Regions from separate parts of the Mus musculus genome. Here region 2 is linked to region 1. A link is a loop called in an ENCODE intact Hi-C map of the cell type or tissue named here. Cell type or tissue: left cerebral cortex. All regions are shown on one strand. Links, peaks and the distances in the headings refer to the core of each region. The heading gives the core; the rest is flanking DNA.

Evidence for each region. A loop is a pair of places that touch in the nucleus more often than their neighbours do. Peaks named below come from ENCODE experiments on the same cell type or tissue, not always from the same donor. Only the 100,000 strongest peaks of a DNase experiment are listed, where the experiment ranks them.
Region 2: it touches region 1 in a loop (4-fold over the local background); 12 of 42 quality-filtered maps call a loop at or near these places.

The regions. Positions count from the first base shown.
Region 1 is chr8:94,097,303-94,100,107 of GRCm38, forward strand. It overlaps Bbs2 (Bardet-Biedl syndrome 2 (human)), which reads right to left and starts at 1,207. Exons shown (of 17, transcript NM_026116.3): 1 at 934-1,207. The coding sequence starts at 1,050. Gm39226 (a long non-coding RNA gene) reads left to right here and starts at 2,240. Exons shown (of 2, transcript XR_879106.1): 1 at 2,240-2,805. In left cerebral cortex, for the core only: CTCF peaks have their summits at 1,069 and 1,270; DNase peaks (open chromatin) are centred at 1,191 and 1,827; H3K4me3 peaks cover 1,688 bases; H3K27ac peaks cover 1,990 bases.
Region 2 is chr8:94,151,286-94,154,090 of GRCm38, forward strand. It overlaps Mt3 (metallothionein 3), which reads left to right and starts at 1,322. Exons shown (of 3, transcript NM_013603.2): 1 at 1,322-1,545; 2 at 1,740-1,805; 3 at 2,616-2,805. The coding sequence starts at 1,515. The coding sequence ends at 2,725. In left cerebral cortex, for the core only: a CTCF peak has its summit at 1,453 (motif pointing left); DNase peaks (open chromatin) are centred at 1,430 and 2,405; H3K4me3 peaks cover 1,688 bases; H3K27ac peaks cover 1,810 bases.

The DNA of each region.
Region 1 (2,805 bases), core at 1-2,500:
AAGTGACAATTGGACAAAGAACTCCCTTCTTCTAAAATTTTAATTTTGAGACAGGGTCTTCCTATGTTGCCCAGGCTAGCTTTGAACTTATGATCCCAATCTCTTGAACAGATAAAATAACAAATGTGTAGCACTACCTCAGGACTGGTAGCGCCTCTTAACTAGTAGCATCACATACCAAGACGAATGTTCAGCATTTTACTTCACCATACCAGTTTATGAAATCATAACCCATTTAAACGAATCCTTATGTTCCTGCTACGGAACCCTAGAAGTAGCATATAAGGTAACATACAACACACATGGCAGTGTCTTGAAAACTCCTTACACAAATGCAATTGTGTACCTGGCATACCTGCTGAGTCTAACAACAAGAATTCAATCTCACTTTCACAATTTCTTTTGTTTGCAAACTGGGTCTAAATCTGAATTTTTTTTTTATCTGTGACCCTGACACCCCTTTCTCAGTATGTGGCTCATAATAACCATTTAATGAACACTTAGGTTATGGGGATAAGATCTGAATGTACGTGATCAAGGACCAAAACTACAATCTGAATTTAACATTGGGTTGTTGTCCCCACCCCACCCGCTTCCTCCACTGTAAAGAGGCAAATATGGAAGAGAATCCTGGAGGCAAGCAGAGGCCCTGGGCATGAATCTGGAGTCAGCAATCGCTGCTACTCCTGGACAAGCGCTCCTTTTTCTTGAGACTTCTTTTCCCTAGGTTCCTGATCTGTCCTCAATACTGTTCAACACTGAGAACCTGGTGATAAAAAACGTCACTGCTACAAAGCTGTTCTTTGAAATCCCACTTTGATGGGACTGGAGCCAAGGACAGCGGCGACCGGTTGCCAGGCAATGCGGGCAGGGGGCGGGGCAGCGTGAGGGGCGGGATCTGGAGGAGGCAGGAGTCCGGGTGGGAGCGGTTACCTTGCCCGCTTGGGTGGCGGCAGCCAAGCACGGGTGAGTCCCGTCGTAGCGCCCTATGGCCACCATGCGGGGGCTGATTTTGTGGCGCAGTTTCAGAGTGAACACAGGCAGCAGCATGATGGCGCCAGCTAGGGGCGGAAGACAGATGCCCGACGCAGGCGCAAGGCAAGCAGCTTGGCCGGCCGGTTGCCTAGCAGCGGATGAGGAGTAGGAGGTAAATACACGCAGGACTGCGGAACGCCACAGGCCCGGCGCCGGAAGCGCAGACTAGAGCGCGATCGGTGTCGCCAACTCTCTCTACGCCTGCGCGGACCCTCCCAGCGGCAGAGCTACGCAAGTCCCAACTAGCTCCTGCGACTGCGCAGTGGCGTCGTGCCTGGTTGGCCTGCGTTCTTTGTCTGTCCTCGGACTGCGGCTGTAAATTAGTGTTAGATGAAGCCTTACCTTGGCGTCTGGGATGGCGGTGTCTAAGCCAGTACCTCCCCAGGATTCTCTGTAGCGTGTCAGCCAAGCTGCACCCCGTACACGCCACACACTATGTCACCCTTTCATTCGTTCAAGAACTAAGGCTTTACGGGGCGGATAGTTAAGTGGGTGAAGACACTTGATACCAACCCTGATGACCCGAGTTGGAAGCAGAAAACCAGCTCCAAGGACATGCACACGCACGATTAAAAAAACAAAACAAAACTAACGTTAAAGTGCTTAGTGTATCCCTTGCTTTAGCTGTTATGCCCAGGCAAACGTCAATAGTAACCCGAAAATAATAATCCCCTCAAGATAAAAGTAAAGAGTATAGTTTATTTAAATAGTTTAGGTGGTAAATATAAAGCAGTAGAGAACGATGCAAAGTTGAGGGACATGGGAAGGGAAAGAGTACTTCTCTCCCAAGTCCAGTTAAGGCGCTCCACCAGCTGAGTCAAGATTTTCAGGACAATTAGCATTTGTACAAAGTTGCTCAGCTAGAGACAACATGCCCTTTATATGAAAAGACTTTCAACTAAGAATGTTGAAAAAGCACTGAATCCTGCTTAAGTACTAAACGGACATGGCCTTTCTCCTTTGCCAGCTGTAAATCTGTAATTTGCTAGGGACCTCACAAGAAACCCTACTTAAATAAATGATGTGACTTAACTCTTTACATCCTTGTGACAAGTCGGTTCATCTTAGCAAATTGCAAACTCTACTCAAAGCACCGGTGAAGTCACCTTATAAACGTATTCATCAAAAAGAAGGGAAAGAAAGAAGAGTAAATGTGCGGGGGGGGGGGGGGGGGGGGGGGGGGGGGGGGGAGTAGAAGAAAGGAACTAGCAGGTGAGAAGGATCAGCCAGCCATAGTATGCATGAAAATGTCATAAAAGACCTGCTACTTTGTAAGCTAATTTTCAAAGTAAAACAAAAGAGAGAAAGAAGATGGGAGTGGGGTGGAATTCCTAACAGCCCATTGAGATATAACTAGAGCTACTAAGCAGTCTATGTAGCTGATAAGATACTAAGTGAGTCGTTCCCTCTTGAAACCCACATCCAAGCTTTTGGCTATGTATTATTCTATCCCTTAGCACCTATCCTCTCTTTTAAACTCCTTCCCAGCCCCTCCCCGTTATGCTTATATTATAGTATAGCATATTACATTACATTAATTATGTATGGTATATGGTGTGTGTGTGTGTGTGTGTGTGTGTGTGTGTGTAAAACAATACCATGTGTTCTAGGGACCAAACTCATGTCATCAGCCATGTTGTTTTTAACCTGCTGAGCCATCTTGGTGACCAAAATCTCAGGAAACTTCAACTGCTTCAAACTGTCTGGTCCTGGAATTCTTTGCTGCAGTGAAACCAAGAATCCTGTTGTCACTTGGATGGAGGTCTCAGA
Region 2 (2,805 bases), core at 124-2,623, 54 kb after region 1:
TTCCTTGTTTTTTAACTCCACTGAAACTTAACCTCAAGGATCACGGGTATTGGGTCTACAAAGGAAAACCCTGGGTGGCTGGGGAAAGAACCCGGTTGGTACGTACACTTGCTATGCAAGCATGAGGAGCTGAGTTCTGATGTTCAGCATCCACATGAAAGTCAGGCACAACTGCACATGCTTAGTACCGCAGCACCGGGAGAGGGGGAGCAAGACAGGGAACCCCCAGCCTGCCACCCTTGCTGACCAGCAAGCATCCAGTTCAGCCAGAGACTCCATCTCGAGGCAGTGAGGCAAAGGGTGATAGAGGACACCAATGTCGTCCTCTGGTCTGTACCTGCATGTGCACCGTCACATACCCCAACACACCCCTCCTTGGCCAAGCCATTTTGAAGTCCACTTGTTCAGCTCAGATTTGGAATAGAAGCTCAGTTCTGTCTGATGGACGATTAGAGTAGGGCTGGGTATCTCACCACTGCATCCCACCTCGTCCCAGGGCATCCCACCCCATCCCACCCCTGACAGCCTAACCCTGAGGCCAAGTATGGTGTTGCACATTCATTATCCCAGCACTCAAGAGATTGAGACAGGAGAACCCTGAGTTCAAAGCAGCCAGCTTGGGCTACAAGAGGATTAAGAGTTTGAGATACTCCCATCTCAAAAATAAGTTAAACAAAATAAATAAAAAATAAAGCTAGCATCGGTGGTGTGCACCTTTGATCCCAGCAGCTGGCAGGTGGATACAGAAGGGATTAAGAGTTTAGGTCTTCCTTGGCTGCAAAACAATTTGTATAATTCCTTGGTTACATAAAAAAAAAGACTAGACTGGACTACCTAAGACTCTGTCTCAATAACAAAGAGAAGCAACCTCGAACTACCTCCAAACAGAGAATGGTGGTCCCTAGTGGGTGTCTCTGTAAAATTTATCTGGGCTAAGGAGGTGCTCAGGGTCCTGTAGAAGGGCTTTATAGGAAATATTGGGACAGAAAAGGCCACGAGTCTTCCCACCAAACTGCAGGTGTCAGGTAGGATCTGTCAGGTCTCCCCTTTCTAGCCTTCTTCAAGCATCTTGGGAGCATCTTTGCTGCTGCTGCTGCTGCTGCTGCTGCTGCTGCTGAGATGATCAGCAGCAGGCTCACTGCTCAGCATCCCGTTTGGACCAAACTGATCAAGACAATCTGGGAGAAGAGGGAGAAGAACCTACGGGAAGGGGCAATACTAATTTGTCTCTCTCAACTTGCAAAGATGGTACTGCGCAGGCACCTTCAGGGAGACGGCTGCAGTGGCAAGGAGTGGACAGCGGACAGGCTACTTTGGTCCTACACTCAGTGGAGACTCGGGACAGCAGTGCACACACACGGAGAGCAGGCGCTGTGCGTGCATAGGGGCGGGCGCCAAGTCGCTGCTTGCGCGCCCCCGCCTGGGGCTATAAAAGCCTTGCCACCTGCTGCCCTGGCTACGTAGCGCATCCGCTTGCCGGGAGGAACCAAGCTACGGCGGCTGCTGGACTGGATATGGACCCTGAGACCTGCCCCTGTCCTACTGGTGAGCCCCTTCCCCCTCCTGCAGCACTTTGCCCTTTCCTGGCAAAGAACCCACTCCTCTGTCTTCACTCAAGGACATTTGGGGGAGGAGTCCCTTCCCCCTACCCCCATCTTTAACCCTGTGATGATGATAATCTTCATTTAGGCATGGGGACGCCAGGTTTCCCTAGTATAATTCTTCGTGTGCTCTCTTAGGTGGTTCCTGCACCTGCTCGGACAAATGCAAGTGCAAGGGCTGCAAATGCACGAACTGCAAGAAGAGTGAGTGCACCCCCCCACCCCCAACCCCTGCCATAACCTCCCGCCGCGCCCACCCCACCCCCACCAGACACTATGAAGCAAAGCTTCCTGCTGCAGACCTTCAGATACCGAGGCTATTACAACCAATGTTAATTAACCCAATGTAAGGGGGATATTTTGATGAATTTCCGGAAGCTATTAAGATAGCCGCTTTGAAAGCTGAGCCCCACTCTTCGATTTTTCCAGAGCCCGAGGATCCCCAAGGAAGAATGGGGGGGTCAGCTTTAAAGTTGTAGTGCCTTGGCCCTTCTTAGGCTTTGTGGGGTCTCCTCAATCTGCTCTTTCCAGATTTCAGCGATGTAATATGCTTGGGGTGAGGTGTAGAGGTAGGACCAGCGCTTTCTTCTTCTCGAGTGTGGCTATGCATAGATCTCACGGATGTGCTGGCCTCGACATTATCCCTGCCCCTTCCCTGCTGCAATTCCGTCTCAGTACCTTTTACATTGGCTTGCCTTTTCCACCAGACCTAACTCTCCCTCTGGCCCAGGCCTGAGCCCAGCATTCCCAGGGAATTCCCTAGCACCCACCCAAAGAGCTGTGTGCTAGTTATAGGGTGACTCTCTACAGAGGCCCGGCAGTCACTGCAGTACCATGGATGCTGAGTCAGACCTGATGTGGCAGTATGAAGGGAGAGCCACCTGTCCTGGGCAAAGCCTGATGACTGTCCAGCCTCCCATACTGCTTTCCTCTGCCCTTTGATGGAGACAGATGCCGACATCAGACTGGGCACATATGTGCGCCCGCGCACACACACACACATTTTATCTACAGGCTGCTGCTCCTGCTGCCCTGCCGGATGTGAGAAGTGTGCCAAGGACTGTGTGTGCAAAGGTGAAGAGGGGGCCAAGGCAGAGGCCGAGAAATGCAGCTGCTGCCAGTGAGGACCCAGACCCTCCCACACAGCCTATGTAAATAGTGCTGGGTGTCCCTGGTGGGGCACAACTGTTGTCTTCCCCCCCCC